Linked DNA regions of Homo sapiens: region 1 is linked to region 2. A link is an interaction called in ENCODE POLR2A ChIA-PET data of the cell type or tissue named here. Cell type or tissue: GM12878. All regions are shown on one strand. Each heading gives the region's core, and the rest is flanking DNA. Links, peaks and the distances in the headings are about the cores only.

What was found. ChIA-PET counts read pairs that join two places held together with the same protein. Peaks named below come from ENCODE experiments on the same cell type or tissue, not always from the same donor. Only the 100,000 strongest peaks of a DNase experiment are listed, where the experiment ranks them.
Region 1: POLR2A ChIA-PET joins it to region 2 with 5 read pairs; 1 of 35 experiments calls an interaction of 5 or more read pairs at or near these places.

The regions. Positions count from the first base shown.
Region 1 is chr14:74,397,260-74,407,747 of GRCh38, reverse strand. SYNDIG1L (synapse differentiation inducing 1 like) reads left to right here. Exons shown (of 4, transcript NM_001105579.2): 4 at 55-1,849. The coding sequence ends at 213. Among named protein-coding and RNA genes, the nearest start is that of SYNDIG1L, 24 kb to the left of the region's middle. RefSeq lists enhancers at 109-610, 5,740-6,069, 5,287-6,196. In GM12878, for the core only: no CTCF peak of the experiment used is centred there; DNase peaks (open chromatin) are centred at 4,845, 5,707 and 6,087; H3K4me3 peaks cover 1,884 bases; H3K27ac peaks cover 2,264 bases; H3K27me3 peaks cover 153 bases.
Region 2 is chr14:74,835,745-74,846,232 of GRCh38, reverse strand. YLPM1 (YLP motif containing 1) reads right to left here. Exons shown (of 21, transcript NM_019589.3): 21 at 8,915-10,458. LOC105370569 (a long non-coding RNA gene) reads right to left here and starts at 7,067. Exons shown (of 2, transcript XR_944033.3): 1 at 6,088-7,067; 2 at 4,214-5,632. RefSeq lists an enhancer at 4,172-4,331. In GM12878, for the core only: no CTCF peak of the experiment used is centred there; DNase peaks (open chromatin) are centred at 4,472 and 5,338; H3K4me3 peaks cover 1,336 bases; H3K27ac peaks cover 2,672 bases.

The sequences.
Region 1 (10,488 bases), core at 1,527-9,526, 440 kb after region 2:
CTGTTTGGCTGGGTGTGGGGACACTCCTGTTCATCAGCATGTCTCTCTCCCTAGACCAGCAAGGCCATCTCCAAAGGGGACTTCCGCCTGGCCAGCACCACCTCCCGCCGGGCCCTCTTCCTAGCCACACTCGCCATCGCCGTGGGGGCCGGTCTCTACGTGGCTGTGGTGGTGGCTCTGGCAGCTTACATGTCCCAGAACGGTCATGGCTAGTAGCCAGTAGGGCCTGCATCCTGACTCCCCTGCCCACCTGAGGAAGCAGTGGGGCTTGGAGTTGCAGACCCTATGGAAAGGCCCGGCCCCTGAAGATGATCCCGTGAGAGTGGCTTGCTGAGGGGGAGACCCCCATTCCACAGCCTGCAGAGCTCAGCCTTCACTTCTGCTTGCCCGCTGCTCCCAGCCCCAGAGCAGGGCCCGGGGCGCCACTCTCTAACCCAGGCTACAGACGGGAAACAGAAGGCAGGGCTGCCCACCAGGCCATCCCAGCAGGGCCTAGCTCCATCCATTCTGCCCATTCCCTAGAGGATCTCCTGCCCTACAGCCAGCCCACCACCTACCCTGCCAACCTCCCCACAGAGAAAGAGCAGGAGGTTACAGGGAGAAAAGGGGGTGCCCAGAGCACAAGGGGACCCGTCCCAATCCTTTCAGCCCACAGGGATCTTCACCTGGGGACAGCCTGAGCTTCCCCCAACTCCACTGTCTGGCCCCATCATGCCCAGACCTCAGCAGGCCAAGAAGGAAATACGTGGAGGCAAGGGGGCCTCTTGCTGTCTCTGATTCTAGAGGGTGCTTATCTCTGCATGGGCTTGTGAGGCACTGTAGATTCTAGATAGGGAAGAGGAGCCTCGGTATGTAAACTCTGAACCAAGGGCAGGTTCTTGGAGCTTCTTCATGCGGGTGCAAAAGGCAGTTGCAATGACAGAGAATAGAGGGTCCTGAAATATTGCTGTACTACATGACTCTTCCTACTCTCCCCCCACTCCCCGCCCCTATCATCCTTTTCTGGGCTTTGCCTGGGGGTCCGTGAGCTGGTGCCATCACAAGTAGACTAGACCCAGAGAGTGCCCTCAGCTCACCAGCCACTGAGCGCACGGCCCTAGGTCCAGCCCTACAGAAAACGCAGCAAGGAGAGACCCTAGGGAGTAGTGAGTATAGATGAGGGAAGGGACTCAGGGAAGGAATGGCCTGCTGAGTAGTCAGCGGTGCTTAGGAAGGCTTCCTGGAGGAGGTATCCCTTGAGCAAGTCCTAGGATGAATAGAATTCATCTAAGGGATTTGGTCACATAACTCTTTGTATTTGTAGGCAGGGATGTGGCAGGAACCTTCCATGGGAAGCTTCCAGGCTGTTTGGATTCTGCCTGGAACATCTGGGCTGGAGCCAAACTACAGCCATTCCTAAGGGTTCTGCCAACTCAAGGAGGAACGTCACACCTGTCTCTCAAAGACCAATGATGTTTTCCCATCTCTGAATGCTAGGGGGTCAGTGGTGGGTACCTGGTTACCCCTGGGGCATCTTCACTGATATCTCTGCTCAGTGCCAGTCTCAACACCCTCAGCCACTAGGGCACATCCAGAATTTTAGAGACATCTCCAGGTAGGCGGGGGGCAGCACCAATGTGGGCAGGCCTGTCTGGACTCAAGCTACAGGCCCCTGCTGTGCATGATGTGGGAACCTGGTCATTCCCATGCCCCATCCAGAGCCCAGGGCTGTGGCTCCACCACTGAGCATCCCTTGTCCCACTGTCCTCCCCTGCCTCGGGCACTGCCCAGCCCTCCACTCCTGCATCACAGCAGTTTTAAGGTCCCATTATTGTACTGATTTATCCTTGTAATAAATGTTTCTGTAACACCTGGTGCCCTCTAGGTATCTTGCTGTGCTACCTGCCCCGCCTTTGCCTGAATCCCATTCTTCTCCAAGACTGACCTGTTGCTATGTCTGCTGCTCTGACCCCTGGCAGCCTGCGGAGAGGACAAGCCCACGTATGGGCCTTAGGAGGAGTGGTGGCCAGAGTGTCTGCACCATCCCAGGATTCCTCTGCTTGGAGTAGTCTGGCTGTAGAGTGATGGCCTGCATTTGGCTTGCTCTAGGCAAGCCAAAGCAAGATCCGTGCCTGGAAAAAAAGCCCTTCTAGGCTCAAGAGCCTTGGAGGACAGGGAGGAAGGGATGTGAGCCAAGGTGACTGAGGCTCCATGGAGCTGCCTGGAGCTACCAAGGGTGGATACAGGGTGTGAGGGGGCCAAGGAGTCCACGCCCCTGCTGCCTGCTCCTTCACCATCTCTTCCATCCCAGGAGCCGCTCCTGGACCATGTGGAGAGGAAGGCATCTCTGCCTGCCTCAGGCCCCAGCTCAGCACCAAATCTCCAATATCCTCTCAGACCTGAGCCCCCAGGAGCCTGCCTGGGCCAGCACAGGGACTGGCCTGGCCTCTAGGTCACTTGGATGGAGGGCCCTGGGGAGGCAGGTTATGCACATCCCATATCCACGTGTGCACCTACTTGTAAGACACAGCTGTGCACGTATGCACACACACATGCTGCATGGGTTGCGAACCCCAGAAACAGAGATTAGCCTGTGAGATGGATATGAGGGGCTGCTGTTGGGATAACGTTTGTAAAAGCATGGAGAGGGAGGCAGATCTGGGCAGAGGGAGAGGTCAGGCTGCAATGCAGTCCTGAATGACAGGCTGGGCCAACCCACAGGGGAGCCAGAGTTGACCCAAATTGGGGTGAAGAGCCAGGTCTTTCCACTCCCTCATTGACCAGTCATTAGATGTGGGCCACCCAGAAAGAGGGTGTGACCTCAGGCAAGGCAGTGGTCTTCAGCTGAGACAACACAAAAACATTTGCCCTGAAGACTGTTTGCTGCCAGGACCTGCAGCAGCTGGAAAGCTGTCCATCCTTCCTGAAGGGATCCTGAGTGGCATATCACCACGTCCACCACACCCACCCACCCAGCAGCAGACGCCCTGGTGCCCACCTAGATCCCCTCTGCATTCACCTCTTCACACTGAAGGCTGCTTCAGTCGTGTTCTACACAGGTTCCCTGGGCTCCCCAGTGGGCCTGAGCTCAGTTGCCTGCAGCAGCACTCTGCTTGATACATGCCCTTCATTGGCTGATTTCCTCACCCTGCCTCCTTCCCTACTCCCCAACTGTGCTTCCTGGGATCATCCCCCAATAAACCGCCTACAATTGAACCCTTGTCTCAGGGTTGGCTTCTGGGAGAAGCCAAACCCCGGCACACAGCATGCACGTTCACACGCACATGTACATCTTCCATATATATGCACACACTTGCACATACATGTACCCACACACAGGCATACACATACACATAGGCACAGCCACACACCACGCAAACCTTTGTGCACACACACGCACATGTACACAGGCACAGCCCACACATGCACAAAAGCTGTATGCACATACACACACACACACATGCACCATGTGCACATACAAGAGGTGAAGAAGGAGGCTCACACCTGTAATCCCAGCACTTTGGGAGGCTGAGACAGGAGGATTGCTTGAGCCCAGGAGTTCAAGACCAGCCTGGGCAACATAGTGAGACCCCATTTCCACAAAAAAAATTTAAAAACTAGCTGGTCGTGATGGATGATGGTGCATGCCTGTGGTCCCACTACTACATAGGAGGCTGAGGCAGGAGGATCGTTTGAGCCTGGGAGATTGAGGCTGCAGTGAGCCATGACCACACTACTGTACTCCTGCCTAGGTGACAGTGAGACCCTGTCAAAAAAAAAAAAAAGAGAGAGAGAGAGAGATTATTTTTAAAAAAGGAGGAAGAGAAGGAGGCATGGTGGCTGAGGAGTCTCACCTGGCCCTGCCTGCGCTGTGGTCCCACCCATCACCAGCCTGGCTGGGGCCCCGGAAAGGGCACTGGGCAGCATGCACCCTGGTCCATGCCCTGCTTGGGCTGGGCGGGCAGCCTCATGGTCCACAATTCTCACCTCCTTGCCAGCCCTCTGAAATGCTGTTCCAGGCTTTGAGAAGGGGAAAGAGAAGCCAAACAATTTTCTATCTTTTTTTTGCGGGTGGGGGGATGGAGTTTCACTCTTGTCGCCGAGGCTGGAGTGCAATGGTGCGATCTCGGCTCACTACAACCTCTGGATCCCAGGTTCACGTGATTCTCCTGCCTCAGCCTCCCGAGTATCTGGGATTACAGGCACATGCCACCACACCCAGCTAATTTTGTATTTTTAGTAGAGATGGGATTTCACCATGTTGGTCAGGCTGGTCTGGAACTCCTGACCTCAGGTGATCTGTCTGCCTCGGACTCCCAAAGTGCTGGGATTACAGGTGTGAGCCACAGCGCCTGGCCACAATTTTCTATTTTCAACCCTGGACCTGCCCCTCTCCTTTTCACCCCATCCCTACCCTCAGCTGCAAATTCAGGCTCTGTAGGAGAAAATGGAATAAGAAACGAAGCCCTTGGGGCCTCCCTCATGCAGCCCCTAGAAAGGATCCATCCTTTGGAGCCCAGGCTTGTCCTGATCAGTCCCTGGAGCACAGACACCCACCCACCCCCTTCCAGCTTAGGGCCGCCTCTGGCATGCCTGGGGCACTTGAGGCCTCCTGCTTCCCAGCTCTGCCTGCGTCTGGCTGCCTGAGGCCCCTGGGAGGCATAGGGGCTTCAGCTACTCCCCTTCAGGCTGGTTCCTCAGGCTGGCAGAGACAGGCTGGGGGCAGGGAGGGTCCCCTGGGTAAAGGTGCCCGTGACGAGCTGCAATGCCAGCACATCTGTGCAAATATTACCAATTATTTTCCTCACTATAAACACCCAGCAGGAAGACAGAGAAGCAACCAACCCAAACTGTTCAAAATAGAAACTGAAATTGCTGCACAGGGAAGTCGGGGCAGCCAGCAGAGTGGGGGCCCTGCACCAAGAACCCAGCCCCGGTCCCCGCAGCTGCCCTGATGCTGGACCTGCTCTGGCTGACCCCACCCTCCAACCCCATCTCAACTTTCTCCCCTACAGGCCAGGCTGGAATGGGATGGAAAAGGGCCTCACCTAGGGGATGTGGGATATAAGGGAGGGTAGCCAAATGGGCCCTGTGTGGGGGTGGGCAGATGGCAGAGGGGGCAGCCACAGAGGAGCCAGGAACTGAGGCCACCTGGCCTGTGGTCCAGGACAGCTGCTGGGCAAGTGGAGCCACGGGGGCTGTGGGCAAAGGAGTGGGAGGAGAGCCTCCCTTCACTGTTCCCCAGCCCCAGGGAAGAAGGGGTGTCCTAAGGGTGGCAGGCCAGGGGTCCTGGGGGCTGGACCCAGGGGAAACAGTGACCTGGCCCCACTCCGAGTGACAAGAATTTTTCCGATGGTGGGAAGGACTAGAAACCCACTCCCAGAACCCCGGCAGCCTTCTCCATCTCTTCCTCCCGATGAACAGGGCGGATAGACAGCAGGTCCATGGACATAGTTGCAGGGATTGTCAGAACAGTGAAAATACTTCCACAGTAGTTGATAAACAGGCCAAGCCCTAAACCCTCCCAGTGTTTCCCTCTCCTGCCTCCCTGGCCCCTCCCCAGAACTCCAGACTTCTCTGCTTCAGGAACTGAAGTGTTAACAGCTGACACAGGGCCCCGCCCCCTCCCAAATGCGTCTGTCCATGCCTGACTGCCCTGGTGGCTAAACGGCTCTGATGTTGCCCCTGGGCACATGCACCACTCATCAGTGTGCCCCTGCACCCTGCTGCTTCCCAGAGACAGACTCAGCACAGTCCCTGAACCCCACTCAGAAGGTGGGGCAGGGGTCAGTGGCCAAAGGTGTGAGTCCTGGAACGCTGCAGCAGGAAGGAACCCGGGAGGTGATCTAGTCACAATCCCTCATGCTACAGATGAGACAACAGAGACCCAGAAAGGGTTGCCAGTTGCCCAGTGTCACACAGCAAGTCACGAGCCAAGCCCAGGCCTTGCCTCACAGGCCCTGGAGTTGCTGAGCTAGGCTGGTGATGTCTGCTTGCCTTGGAAACAGAAAACCCAGGGACAACTGCCGCTGCTGCCCAGTGAATATTAACAAACTTGCTTCTCTCAGCCTTCCTTCCCCGGCTGTTTCCGGCTTCAAAGGCTTCCCCGGCTGGCCCCTCCCTGGGGCTGACACCTTGGCCCTTCTATTTTTGGTGGCTTGGTAGGGGTGGGGCAGGAGAGCGACAGCCTTGCTTTTGCCTGCCCTGAGCTCATGGCAGCCCCCGGGTGCTCTCTCATCCTCTCTGCCATGGGGGGAGGAGCTACTCTGGGCGGGGGAGTCCCCACGGGGAGACTCAGATGTTCTGAACAAAAATAAAAGGTGCTCGTGTGGCCCATCTGCATTTCCAAATACTTCCAGCCCACATCCCTTGAACTGCTTTTACCTCTCTCCCACTAAAGAGCCAGGCAGGTTTCAAAGCCAGTTCTAGCTCCTCCAGGAAATGACAGAGAAAGAAACTCCCAGGGGGCAGGATCCCTCAGAGGCAGCCAGAAGGGGACAAAGGGGACAGTGAGTGTGCTTGCACCAGTGGGCAGGGCTGGGGTGAGGCAGCAGGGCCAGGCTACGTTGACAGAGCACCCTGGGTGCACAAAGGACCTTCACACCACTCTTTCTACCACTGAGGCTGGTGTTCTTGTCCCCATTTCACAGACAGGAAGACTGAGGACCTCGAGGCCTTTCCCAGTTCCACAGATCAGTGAATGGTGCCTCGTCCTCTGGGAGCCTGCTGTGGCTCCACCCTCACCCACTGCCTCCCTTCCTGAAGCCAACTCCTGGCCATTTTCCCTCATTAACCTCCGCCAGCCCTGTCCCTAACACTTGCGCTCAGAGCTGGCTGGCCCAGAGCACAGCCCAGTGGTTAACAGCAGAGAAGAGGGGAGCCCACCACCCAGTTCAAATCCCATCCCCAGCCTCTGTGCAACTTCGGGTAAGATGTTGCTTGGTGTTTTCTCATCTGGAAAACGGGGATCGTGATGGTGACTGACCCCGTTAAGATGACTGTGAATATTACATGAATTAACACTTGTATGGCTCCCGCAAAATTGAGTGTCTCGTAAGTGCTATATGGAATTTCTTTAAAATTATCTCCAGCTGACCACCATTTAAATGGCTTCCCTGCCAGAAGTGTGTCACCTCCCTCAGCCCCATCCCTTCCATAGCCAGAGATAATAGCCAAAGTCCTGATAGCTCTGGTCCCTGCTGGTCTCTGGGCAGATCTCGGCTGGCAGCAAGCTGAAGGCAGGGCCTGTTTCCCGTCTCGCTGCCTTTGTTTAGGCTGCTCCCCCTGCCTGTAATTCTGGTATCTGCCTCCACACCCTGAGATTCTTTTCCTCCAAACTGATAAAAATAATTTTCCAAGACACGTCTCAAGAAAACCTCATTTTCTCGGCAGCTGTTTCTGTCAACTCACCCCAGCCCCAACACCAGGTAGAACTAGCCACCCTCTTTCGTGAACCACCGCTACACCTGTTCATATCGACATGACGGCCACATCTAGACATCTGCTTTTCTGAGGGTGGAGCTCGTGTTTGCTCAGGGCATCCCAGGTCTGACGTGGGGACTGCCTTCCACAGACACTCGACCCTTGTTCACTGTTGACATCACTGGGAAAGAAGTGACTTGCCTCCAGGCTGGAGGGAGTCGGGGCAAGGTTCTTTCCACTTTAATTTCCTCTTCAATGGGAAAATCATCCACATCTTGGGGTAGATGGGAGCAGGGAGGAAGTCTCTAGGTGGCAAGGACTTTACAATTCCGAGGACGATCAAAGAGACCAGAAAGAGCAGTATGAGCCCGTGGGGTGCCCAGCCTGGTGGTATCTGCAAAGGGACACAGCACAGAACTTTACCCACCTCCTCCCCTCTTTCATCAGGGATGCCATAAAGACCACCCTTCTGGTGCTGCAAGGTCTGTGCTCTGTAGGAAGAATAAACAAGGGGAACAAAGAAGCCAGAGCAGCTGCTCACTGCTCTCCTCCTCTGGTCTCCCCCAGGCTGTGGGCTGAGGATAGAGAAGAGGTTCTTCCTTGGTTTCCTCTGCACCCAACTTAGCCCCTGGGTCACCCCCAACCCCCATTGTCCAAAGGAGCCTACAAGTCTGGGTACCACTGGCCTGTCCACAGTCACCTCTGAAGACCAAGGCCAGAAACAGGAGCACTTTCCCATCCTTCACCAAGTCCTGTGACTCTACCACTCCCCAATCTCCCCGACTCTATTTCCTGCTATCTCTATCTCCAAGCCCTAGTCCAAGCCCCCATCAGCTCTTACTCAGACTCCTGCAAAACCTCCTAAATGACCTATCACATGATGCAACATGGATGAACTTTAAGGAGATCAGGCTAAGTGAAATAAGCCAGTCTCCAAAGAACAAATACTGGATGATTCCATTTATGTGAGGTACCTCGGGTAGTCACATTCCTAGAAAGAGAAAGAAGAATGGTGATTGCCAGGAGCTGGGGGAGGGAAAAACTGGGATTTGTTTAATGGGCATAGAGTGTCAGCTTTGCAAATTGAGAAAGTTCTAGAGATCTGTTGCAAAACAACATGCATGTACTTAATTGTACTGAACCGTACACTTAAAATGGGTAAGATGGTAAATTTTATGCTATGTGTTTGTTTTGTTTTGTTTTGAGACAGAATCTTGCTCTGTCTCCCAGGCTGGAGTACAGTGGCACAATCTCTGCTCACTGCAACCTCTGCCTCCCAGATTCAAGTGATTCTCATGCATCAGCCTCCCAAGTAGCTAGGACTAAAGGCGCATGCCACCACACTCAGCTAATTTTTGTATTTTCAGTAGAGACGGGGTTTCGCCATGTTGGCCAGGCTGGTCTCGAATTCCCAACCTCAAGTGATCCCCCCACCTCGGCCTCCCAAAGTCCTGAAGTGCTGGAATTACAGGCGTGAGCCACCACACCTGGCAAGAAATTTTAAACATAGTTTATCTGTTTCCTTGTAAGTACCTTAGAGCAAGCTTGTCCAACCTGTAGCCTACACAGCCCAGGACAGCTTTGAATGCTGCCCAACACAAATTCGTAAACTTTCTTGAAACATTATGAAGTGTGTGTCAGTGTGTGTGTGTGTGCACGCACGTGTGTTTAGCTCATCAGCTATCGTTATTATTAGTGTATTTCATGTGTGGCCTAAGGCAATTCTTCTTCTAGTGTGGCCCGGGGAAGCCAAAAGATCGGACACCCCTGCCTTAGAGTAGGGGAGCGCTGTAATTGACACATCTCTTATTTGAGAAGTAGTGTCTGTTGCCCTTATCAGGTTTAATTACAAAATTTGATCATGATCATATTGTAGCCTCTCAAAGTGCTCTAGAAATTGTCAGTGGTATACATGAAGCGGCAGTGGTGTCTGGTGCACTCTGAAATGCTATCAAAGTTGTACATATTTCCAAACATTTTTAAAATGAAAAGGCACTCTTGTGTTCTCATTCTGTGCGCTTTGCTATTGGAGTGACAAGGCATTTAAAGATGTTTCTGGCTTTTTTTTTTTTAATAAGGTGGTGTTAACTATCTGGTTATTGACTAGAAATCCTGAGTTATCAATTGTATATCTGTACGGTTTGTAAAAAGAACAAAACAACCAAGGCAGACTCTTGACGGCTCCTTGCTTGGCATTGAGGCTCTGGGGGAAGATGCCTTTTGGAGGGGCTGTAGCTCAGGGCGTGCACTGTGAATCTGGACCTGTTGACTCTGCAGGGCTTCCATTTAGCTTCAAGTTGTCTTGTTTCTGCATATAGTGACGGAGCATTCTGCTGCCATTCTTAGCTGTGGACAAAGAGGGTCAGCCGGCATGAGAAGTGTTTGGGGGGTTTAGTTTGTTTGTTTTAGTTAAGTGTGGTAATTTTTAAACTTTTTTTTTTTTTTTTGAAACAGGGTCTCACTCTGTTACCCAGGCTGGAGTGCAGTGGCGTGACCTCGACTCACTGCAGCTTTAACCCCCTGGACTCAGGTGATCCTCCCACCTCAGCCTCCTGAGTAGCTGGGACTACAGGCACCTGCCACCATGCCAGGCTAATTTTTGTATTTTTTTGTAGAGACAGGGTTTTGTCATGTTGCCCAGGCTGGTCTCGAACACCTGGGCTCAAGTGATCCACCCACTTTGCCCACCTCGGCCTCTCAAAGTGCTAGGATTATAGGCATGAGCCACCACGCCCAGCAGAAAACTGTTTTTAAACAAACTGTAGAACTCCTCATTATCAGCAAAGCAAGAGACATCACGTCAATGAAAGTTCAAGAACCGTCTGTATTTAAACACGATTTGTAATGTTCTGTTATTTTTTGTATGTTGAGAATGCTGAAATGTGTTTGAAGTTAAACAAATGTATTACATGTTTTAAATATTCTAATGCTATTATAAATCTGCCCAGTCTCTTTTCGAGGATGATTTTAATGCGGGGAGGAAAAAAAAGCAACCCTCTGAAATGTTCTCCCTGCCTCCTCCCTGGCCTCTTTTTAGCTACATTGAATTTTCCTGAAGGCAAATTTGGTCGAGTCATCCTCCCTTGA
Region 2 (10,488 bases), core at 1,320-9,319:
TTGGAAACCGCATTAACTCTTTCAGCCTAGGTGGATTTTCTTTTGCACATTTAAAGAGTTTCATTAACAAGTATCCTTCCAACAACTGTATCTTCCACACCTGCAAAGTTAACCAACAGACCAGGGCCTTCGAAAGTTTTGCTTAATGAACCTATCATCAGCTAGAGATGAAATAAAATTTAAAATCCCCTTTACCCCACCAGTTCTCAAAGTTGGCTGCATATTAGAATGACCTGGTGGCCTTTTAAAAAATTACCAAGGCCTGGGTCCCACTCCTAGATTCTGATTTAATTGCTATGAGGTGTAGCCTGAGCTTTGGGAGTTTTAAAAGCTCCCCAGGTCAAAACCACCACTTGAGTGCACAACTCTTCACACTTTTCATATTTTATCATTCTTCCAAAAATGCATACATACAGAAAGGAGTAATCATCTATTCGAGTGTTTATGGAATCTAAGCAATCATTCCACCAGAACCTTACCAATCCAGGGGTTAAGGCCTCCAATGTCAGTCAATAGCCTTCCCTCTGGCCCCTGAAAATAAACACTGGGAATGCTGCCTTTCAGGTCTAGTAGAGGCCCTGCCAATGCACTCAGTTTCATATCTAGTGAATACAGAAGGCTCAGGTGAGAAACAGAAAATCCTCAAAGTATGTTCTTTTAATAAAAGCTTTACTACCTAAACAAATAAACTAGATCCTATTAAGAAAAGTGGGTGTTCCAGACTTCATTTTTTTTTTTGAAAATACAAAAACTGTATTTTCCGGGATCATTCAAACTTGTATGAAAAGAAGAGGTATGATGTAAGAAAATATTTTCACAGCACCTCTGGATCCAAGTTGTCATAATTCCAAAGGGAGCAGAGAATGACTTGGAAAAAAGAACTTCATGATTAAAGATTATTTCCTCAATTGACATTTTACCTTCCCCAAGATTGAAACAGCACCTATTCCAAAAGCAAACTGGTTATGAACTATCACTACCACTTAGAACCTATTTTGCTTATCCATATCAATTCCAAATCTAGATTCAAAAGGCAGAATTCAAATGAGTACAGCATATAAAACTGGAATTTTAAAATGAGAAAAAAAATTTTGAAACCCCCAATATTAAATTAAGACTGTTTCTAAAACACACATGTAGATAATTATTAGGAGAAAATAAAAAGAGAAATGGTTTCCCTGTAGCCCAGTAATTCAATTCTTCTGTATCTTCCCCAGGGAAGATTTTTGAAAATAAGCCTGCAAAAGGCATTTACAAGGATGTTCAATGCAACACTGGTATGACAGTGAAAAACTCACAAAAAAAGGAAAAAGTAAGCCATTATACACATATCATGGAATATACACAAACATGAATGCATGTATTTATATCTACCTATATATATATTTACCTATATATACATATATACATGCATGTGTGTATCCAAGACATAGTAGGTCTGCAGAACAGTATGTAAAGAATATCAGTCATGTAAAAAACAGTAAAACTGTATTTTTATAGGCAAGTACATATGTATACAAATACACACAAAAAGGTTTGGAAAAGCCACACTCCAAAATAATAGTAATTACCTCTAAGATTCAAGGTATTTGTGCTTAAGGGGGAGGGGGGAGTGTTGAGCTTTATCTGTAATATTTTATTTTTTTAATAATGAAAATGAATTCACATCTTCTGGATAGAATATATGAATTTGAAAAAGACGATGCCCAGAAACACTTCAATAAATTAAACATAATTATACCCACCTTGACTGTGACAGGTCCCAACAAAGCTTTAATGACACACATCCTCTTTCCTCAGTGGAAACAGCAGAAAGCAGTGGAGGGTTTAGAGCAGAAAATTCGGATCAAATTTGCATCCAGGTATAGTGGCCATTCAACTGCTCCACTTAACCAAAGGGAATTCTCACTGTCTTCTTTTCCTGGGATAGATGTGTGCCCACTATTTAACTGTATATACACAAGGTGCTTACCTGCAACTTGAGAAATGGAGGTACTGGAAGGATGTCACTCAAAAGGGGTAGCGGGGAGACAATATTCATGCTTCCATGTGAAAGCCAACAATGGACAAAAATCAACCCACCGCAAATTCAGCATCAGTATATTACATATGTATTGCCACTTCGCTCAATGAAGACAGAAATGCTTTTCCAAAATACTAGTAAAAAGGTGCTGCTCAAAATATTTATATGTAATAAAACCTGATGTTTCCTTTCTTACAAATATCTTCTTTGCCATAACTGTCTTTCAGACTTGTCATCATCCTTTAGAGCATGTCAGAAAAGTCCCAAAATGACAGCCTATTGGTAACATGTGGCTTCCAGATGTGATTTGTTTCTACTGTGACTATTTCACATAAAAATGCAGACTTCCACTTTATCTTCATCTAGTAACATTGGGTCTGTCTTTCTTCATTCCAACCACTGGCTGGAGAATTGTCCCCTGAGACAGGACAAGCACTCTGCACCATCCCAGCCTCCACCATACCCTACTGCTTCCTGAACCCTGAGGCTGAGAGGGCCAAGTACCCTGTTTTATTCTGCTTCTGCTGTTGTTTTTCTCACAGTAAAGAAAAAATAATACTGTACTTATGTCTCTACCAAAGGTGGGAAAACTAAGAGAGTGCCAAAAGTTTTGAGAATGAGAAACAGGGTATTTTTCTATAAGAGTGAAGAATATTCCCACATGTCTAATCTGCAAACAAAGTAAGTTTCTGTTGAAAGAATAAAACTAAATATATTATGAAATTACTGGCCAATTCTCTCATTTACACTTATCTTCCTGTCCTTTGAAGGCATTTGAATGTGCTACGCCTTAAGTATTGATATGCCACCAGCTGGAAGATACAGAGGTAGGGAAAAAGCAAACACAAGAATTGGTTTTATAAATTATACATATATGAACCTACATGAATTAATTTTATACTTAAAAATCACCAGGTCATCAATTCTAAATATACTTCTTGAGTAGCAACTATATGTAACAGATACTGCATATTATGTGTTACAAGGATGGAAGATGAGTAAAACATAATTCTCACCTTCTAGGAGCTTGTATGTAAGTGGGTAAGGATGGGGGGGAAGGATATATAAGTTACTCTACTAGAAAGGCAAATTAAGAGAAGATGGTAGGACATGTACAAACAAAGCCTGTGAGAGCTGGGAGGGAACAAGATGAGGAACAGATTCAGGGACGCAGTACCATGTGAGCTGGGCCTTTGGACAGTTTCTCCCACCACCGATCTTTTTTTTGAGATGGAGTCTTGCTCTGTCACCCAGGTTGGAGTGCAGTGGTGTAATCTTGGGTCACTGCCTCCTGGGTTCAAGTGATTCTCCTGGCTCAGCCTCCCGAGTAGCTGAAAATTTTTATATTTTTAGTAGAGATGGGGTTTCACCATGTTGTCCAGGCTGGTCTCAAACTCCTGACCTTGCATGATCCACCTGCCTCGGCCTCTCAAAATGCTGGGATTACAGGCATGAGCCACCGTGCCTGGCTTTTTTTTTTTTTTTTTTTTTTTGAGATGAGGTCTCACACCCTGTTGCCCAGGGTGGACAGCAGTATCAGCTCACTGCAGCCGACATTTTTGTTGCCCAGGCTGGTCTCTAATTCCTGGGCTCAAGTGATCTGCCTGCCTCAGCTTCCCAAAGTGCTAGGATTACAAGTGTGAACCACTGTGCCCAGCCAATAATGCTAATATCTAAAGGATGAGAAAAGCAAGGCAGAAACAATAGAAACCCCAGGGAATAAGTCACACAGTGTGGCTGCAGTGTAGTGCACATGTAGTAAGGACAGCTCAAGAGGAATCTGGAGAAGTAGCTGGGATCATGTTACTGATAGACTTTAACGCCAAGTTGATGAATTTGTCCTTAAAAAGATTAGGAATGGAGCGCTACCGAGTGAAGCAGGTAAGATGCTCATCACTGGGTGAAAGCAAATGGACTAGTTACATAAGAAATTACAAATTAAAGAAAACAAAATTATTAATAGTTCTGTAAGCTATTTGCATAACAATACACAAATGATTTTCTCTACTTTGTGGAGAAAACTCCACTGCTCTTGTACAATCACTGAATCCAATACTCTGTTAATTTTCAAGCTTCTGTTATTCATGAGAATTACCCAACCAAGTAGTAAGTGTTTAAGAGGGATCCTAGGTGTATAGCTACCTTATACATGAGAGTTTAAGGAAGTTGGTTTCAGAAGTAATCACATTGTTCCTGATAGTCATATCAGAATGTATTTCCAGGTCCACAGAGTTTAGTAAATACACACATGTCCACTTGCACACGACACACAAAATAAAGGAGAATTCACCATCCTAGAATTTATGAAGGTCTTCATAAAGGAGGTATTGTAGTTAAGAAAAAAGAAAGTGACAGGTTATGGACCAGGAAACCCAAATTCTAGTCTTGTTTTGCCACTGAGTAACAGTGAGACTTTGAGCAAGTCACTTCCCTTCTTTCGGTCTCAGAAACCTCATCTGTAAAACAAGAAGGATCTCACCAGAACCAACTCTAAGGTCTAACCACTTCTCTAAATATCAAAGGTTTCAAGCCGGCAGTCCACAAGTCAGATGTGGCAGGCAGGCTGTGAGGGCCAAAGCACTCACAAACAAAAAGAACCTGATGCTGAAATACTGGAAGATCTCACATAAAAATCCAGATTTTTCACTTTTTCTTGAAAACCCAGGAAATCTGGCAATATGAGACCTATATCCCCACATGGCCACAATCTGCTATGGCTGAGCAGGTGCTGCCCCCGATTGACCTGACCTATCTAGTTGTCTAGTTTACCAGTCTCCACCCTCTGCCTTGCTCATCTGTTACCTGCCTGAGTCTGTGACCCTTGCCATACACATAGGAAACATTCCCTGTATTTACTCACTCTACAGATATATGAGCCATGCACTGAGCCAGATGCTGTAAAAGAAATAAGCATCAGACATATCTACTTGAGAAATACAAACTCACTGTCAGAAATAACAGATCTGAGAGTGGAATTTCAAGTTATGGCAGAAGATATTATTTCAATTTTTCAAATATGGTTAAGAGATGGATCTGTAGCCTAGATCAGTATTTTCAGGAAAAGGAGTACGAATATTTGGTAAAAAGTTCAAGCTTCTTAAGTAGAAGACACAAAGTCAAGCCTTTCCCTATACAGTAAACCATTAAGTCCACAGGCTCTTTGTAGGATCACAAATGCAAGGCACTGCTGGCAGGCAGAGGGCTGTACATGAATGCAGAAGCTCAGCCCCAGTCATAAAGATGCTCCTTGACTATTTCAAATGTGAAAGCAATGGACCTGAAAACTGAGAATGGATCAGTCACTGAGGTGCACGTGCATATAAATATCCAGGTTCTGAGAACAGTGACCTAAGGTATTAACTCTCAGTCACGTGTGGACCAGGGGATCATCAGAGTCTCTGACCATTCTGGTTCTCTAAGACACATCATGGTTCTTTGCTTTGTCAGTCTCCTATCATGCAGAATTTTCCAGGAAACAAGATGTGCCTTCGTCATCTCATTACTGTCATACTGTCTTGAGAGTTCACCGCTGTGCTGTGCTGGTCCTTAAGTGCTTGTCATCCTTTGAGTATGTCTATGAAATGGTGCCATCGGTATTTTCCTTCATTGCTAGAAATCAGGCAAGTACAGGAAGCTGCAGAATGACTGAGTATATGTGAAATTCATAATTTATAACAGTAAACGAGAGCATGAATACCCATTAATAGAGACTCTGTAAGTTAAAATGATAGTAAAGACATAAAACATTCTGCAGCTGCAAAAGAGAATGAGTTGGAAAGCTACTCAGCAATAAAAAGGAATAAGCTATTGACACACATAACAACTTAAATGAATCTCAAGAAAATTACGCTGAGTGAAAAAAGCCAAAATGCCAATCCCAAAAGGTTACATACTGTATGACTTCATATTTATAACATTCTTTAAATGACAAGATTATAAAAATGGAGACCAGATTAGTGGCTGCCAAGGGTTAGAGATGGTGGGGTTGGGGGACTAGGAGAAAGGTGGAGGGTGGTTACACCAACCTACATATATGAAAGAATTGTATACAAATATACCCATACCATGTATTCCATGCCACGAAAAGAACAGAGATGCAGCTGAAACAATTTCTGAAATTTTTCAGTAAACCTCTTTATATTATGAAGGTACCTTTGGAAAACCAAAGAAGGAGGTGGGGGGGAGAGAAAATGTGAATATTTTATATATGATCTGAATGACCTCTAAAACATACTGGTAAAGGAAAAATAAGGTAGTGTGTGTACAAAAACCAGGTAAAAACATTAATACTTAATGCTTATCCACACAATTTTTCTCAACACTGGTTGCCTCTACAGATGGAGTCGTGGGAGGCTGAGGGTTAAGATGGATGGGACACTTGAACCTCCTGAGTTTTATACCTTTATGAACGCATTATTTATTCACAAAGTTACTTTCTTCTTGAATATGTGAAAATCAAGGCAAATCAATGATTCTGTGCCCTCACCTATGTTTATACCTGTGGTCTGACAACTACTTTCTGTTACTACTCAACCCCCTCTAAGTACTAAATTACCTTTTACACCTGAGCCTCTCAAGCCTCCGTACTAGTTCTGAAAATCAATGTCACTGGTTACCTGAAAATGCTTCTGAATAATTACTCTTTCAACACACTGTACTATTACATATGACATAGCTCAGTCTATGATAGCTGACTATAAAACGTGACAACTATCTTCAAGCCAGCTGGATATTTTGAATTTCAAAAAGAACACATGAGAACAAGTCAAAAAGTAACGATGATGGTGACTACTGATTTTTGAGCTTTTACTATGTGCTCAGTACTGTGCCAAGTAGCTTACATGCATTATCTCAATGTTTAATAGGTGTGTTTTGTTATTTTCATTTTATAGGCAGGAAACTGAAGCTCAGATAGGTTAAAATATTTCAGCCAGGCACGGTGGCTCACGCCTATAATCCCAGCACTTTGGGAGGCTGAGATAGGCGATCATTTGCTCCCAGGAGTTCAAGACCAGCCTGTGAAACATGGCAACAACCAATCTCTTAAAAAAAAAAAAAAAAAAAAAGGCTGGGTGTGGTGGTGCACACTTGTAGTCCCAGCTACCTGGGAGGCTGAGATGGGAGAATCACCTGAGCCCAGGAAGTTGAGGCTGCAGTGAGCTATATCGCGTCACTGCACTCCAGCCAACAGAGTGAGACCTTGTCTCCAAAAAAAAAAAAAAAAAAAAAAAAGTTGCTTAAGGTCATACAGCTTCTAGAAGAATCTGAACTTGTATTAGGGTCTGTGAATACTAAAAATGAGAAATCATTCTCCTTCTATGGCTTAGCAAAACTTATCTCAGCTGAGAATCTGTTGCTTTTATAATCCTAGTAATTAAGCCAGGCTCTAGACATCTTTACCAAAATATCTGCAATTTGCACAGTTAGCAGGATAAAATACTTAACACAAAAACTGAGGGGCCTACAAAATAAGAAAACCTCAGTTGAGATTCTTAGTCAATCTAATAAAAAATGTAATAGTCGATCTCTAGATGACATGGCACCTACTTTGGTTTGCTCAATGATCAAAACTCTTTCACGAGGAAAACAAATCCAACCAGAAAATTTAAGATTTTATCTTTGTCAATAAACTTCTGGATTTAACACTGATATCTGAATCAAACTCAAACTTCTAGAAAATTATATGAATCAACTGTCAATAGACTACTTGTGTATTATTATTAATGACTTCTGATTCTACAATCAGTCCCTGAATATTTCAAATACGGCACTTAACTCTAAATATTCTCAAACAGAAACATTTCTGGGTCTCGTCTACTGAATTCCTCACACAGGAAGTTTACAAGTAAAGTTAGATCACTTAAGTGAGAGATTTCACTTTCAGTTTAAAATGTCTGAAATCATCCTTTACAGAGCTGACAAAAAAAAAAAAAAAGCTGAAATACCCACCAAGGTATCAGAAACCTTTCCCAACATAAGATTATTTTAAGTAACATGACACCACAAAAGATTTAAAATAAAACTCATATGATTTAAACCAGCAACTTTCTAAGAGAAGACAATGTTAATAAAATTAAAATAAAATGCTAGCAAATAATGGAATCCAAAATTAGTCCTCTGCATTTCCAGGACACCTCTTAACAAACTTAAAATATTTGTATTATCAAGGCATTTTCTACCCACACCAAATTTCTTCTTCAAGATACCTTGGGCTTCCTATACGATACTGCTTCTAATAGTAATGTAAGTGCAAGAATTTTGTTAAGTCCCACATTGGACTAGCAAAATCAATTATCAGCTGGCTGTCTCTATTACTCTTTTTGGTGCCAAATCTTTTTTCATTAATCTCCTTGCATGAAGGTTGTTATACCCATTTTCTAAAGTAGGAGCACTCTATGTTCATTCTCTAAGGTCACGTAATCTATATCTTCTGAAAATTGGCAGAGGCCGTTTCTGACTATGTTAACTCTTCCCCAGCTTCCCACCCTGCCCTGGTATAAGAGCACAGACATAAAGCCATGGCTGTAAGGTGAAAACACACATATGCAAAATTACCCATGATTCCAAGTGACTCACGGATAATCACCACTCATTTCATTGGCATTCTAACTACTGTCAGAACATCACAAGGTTAAGGACAACTGAAATAAAGCATCCTGCAGAAGAACATATCGGCCTCCATTTCATCTGAACTAGAGAACACATTATGGAAGTTTTGTTTTTGATAATAGGCATTGGGTGGCTTTAGAAAGTAGTAAATGAGTCTTTGTACAAACAATAATTCTATTTGGCTATTTTTGCGACATATCTTCACTCTACATAATAAAGGCTGCTGAGAAAGGTCAGTACACAGAAATGTATTGTAGGCCAATAAGCAATGAAAATAGCTTATTAAATACTACAAACAGCAGAAGTTATTTAATGTAGCAATTTATACATTCAATATTGACTTAATGAACTTAAAGTCACTTGCTTAAAAATTCAGATTTTCAGGGAAGATAAAAGTACAGAAAGTTGTTAGAATTTCCATTAAATTAGGGGTATTCAGTACTATAATATCAATTTGTTGAACCCAAAGTGATACTATTCAAATGCTAGTAACTATTAGCTCTATTCATACAGTCTTTAATGTAGGTCATAAAAGTAAAGGATTTTCATCTGTGGCCTGAAAGAGAATATTTCAAAATATTGAAGTCTTCAGTGAACACATTTACAAATTACTGAGTTGGATTACAAAATGCAAATTATGCTTGAGGAAGAAGGCTCTCTCATCTTCTTTCATGCTAAAAGATGACTTTTTTCTTTGCAGGATGAAAAAGGGAAGAGTCCCTTTTCTGTGTTTACATAGAAATAATATTTGGGTTTTATCTCTGTATGTTTCTGGGTTCCACCTGGTATTAACCACAAGAGAGGAAATTCTGTGCAGAAGGCCATGCTTTCCAGTAATGAACAATCTGGCAAGAACTTGAAAACCTGACAGGCTTAAAGGTTACATGCCAGAGTGCTCTGCATCTTTATACTCTTTCCCTGCAATCTTCATTTAAAAATCCACAATTCAAGTTCAAATGAAGGCAACAAGCTTGAGTTCCACAGAATACATCAGTTCTGTCTACCAGAATTCAAAGCCAGATCAGGAAAAAATAAAAACCTAACAGCATAAAGGCAGAAAGTGAAAAGAAGAAGGAAGGAAAGAAGAGAGGGAAGAACAGAGAGAGGATCAAAAAAAATTTTTAAATAAAGCATCATGTTACAGAATGGATATGCTCCAGGGAACTGATGAATATTTGAACTTGGTCAGTCTTCAAGACACAAAGATAGAGAAATCAGCTATAAAACAAAGATGAGTGTTTTGAACATCATTTGAACCCTGTGTTTTACAACATGTGCTACGGAATCATTGAGCCATATAATATTCAATGAAAAAAAGGTTTTGGGATGTTCAGCTAGCATTTAATTAGGACATACCATATTTAAAAAGCAATTAAAAATAAAATTAAGAAAACAAGAGAAAAGGGCCCATGCTGTATAGCCCATGAATCTCATCGGCTTTATCATGAAAGTTTATTGTTTTTAATCCTAGTACAATCAGCTACCAGTTACATACAGTAAAAAACAGAAACAGCCACAAAGCAATGATGATAGAGATAGTCTGTGACATTGTACAGTGGAGGAAATACTCTCTGTTGGAATCCTCCAGCAGACCCCCGCCTGGCTTCAGCAGTTAAGCTATCACTCCCTCCCTCCCCAAAACAGTTAAAAGAAAAATTAACGTCTTGCTTGGGTACAGCAAGATTCTAATACCTCTTGGGGACACTGGAGAACTTTAAAAAAAACTAAAGCAGTAGAAACAAAACAAGAACTGAAACGTGGAAGCAAGGTGACACACAAAGAAGCTCCGCGAGGCCTTGGCTTCAGACCACCTCAAAGCGAACCACCTGGAAAGAAAAGAAAAGGCTGTCACACCT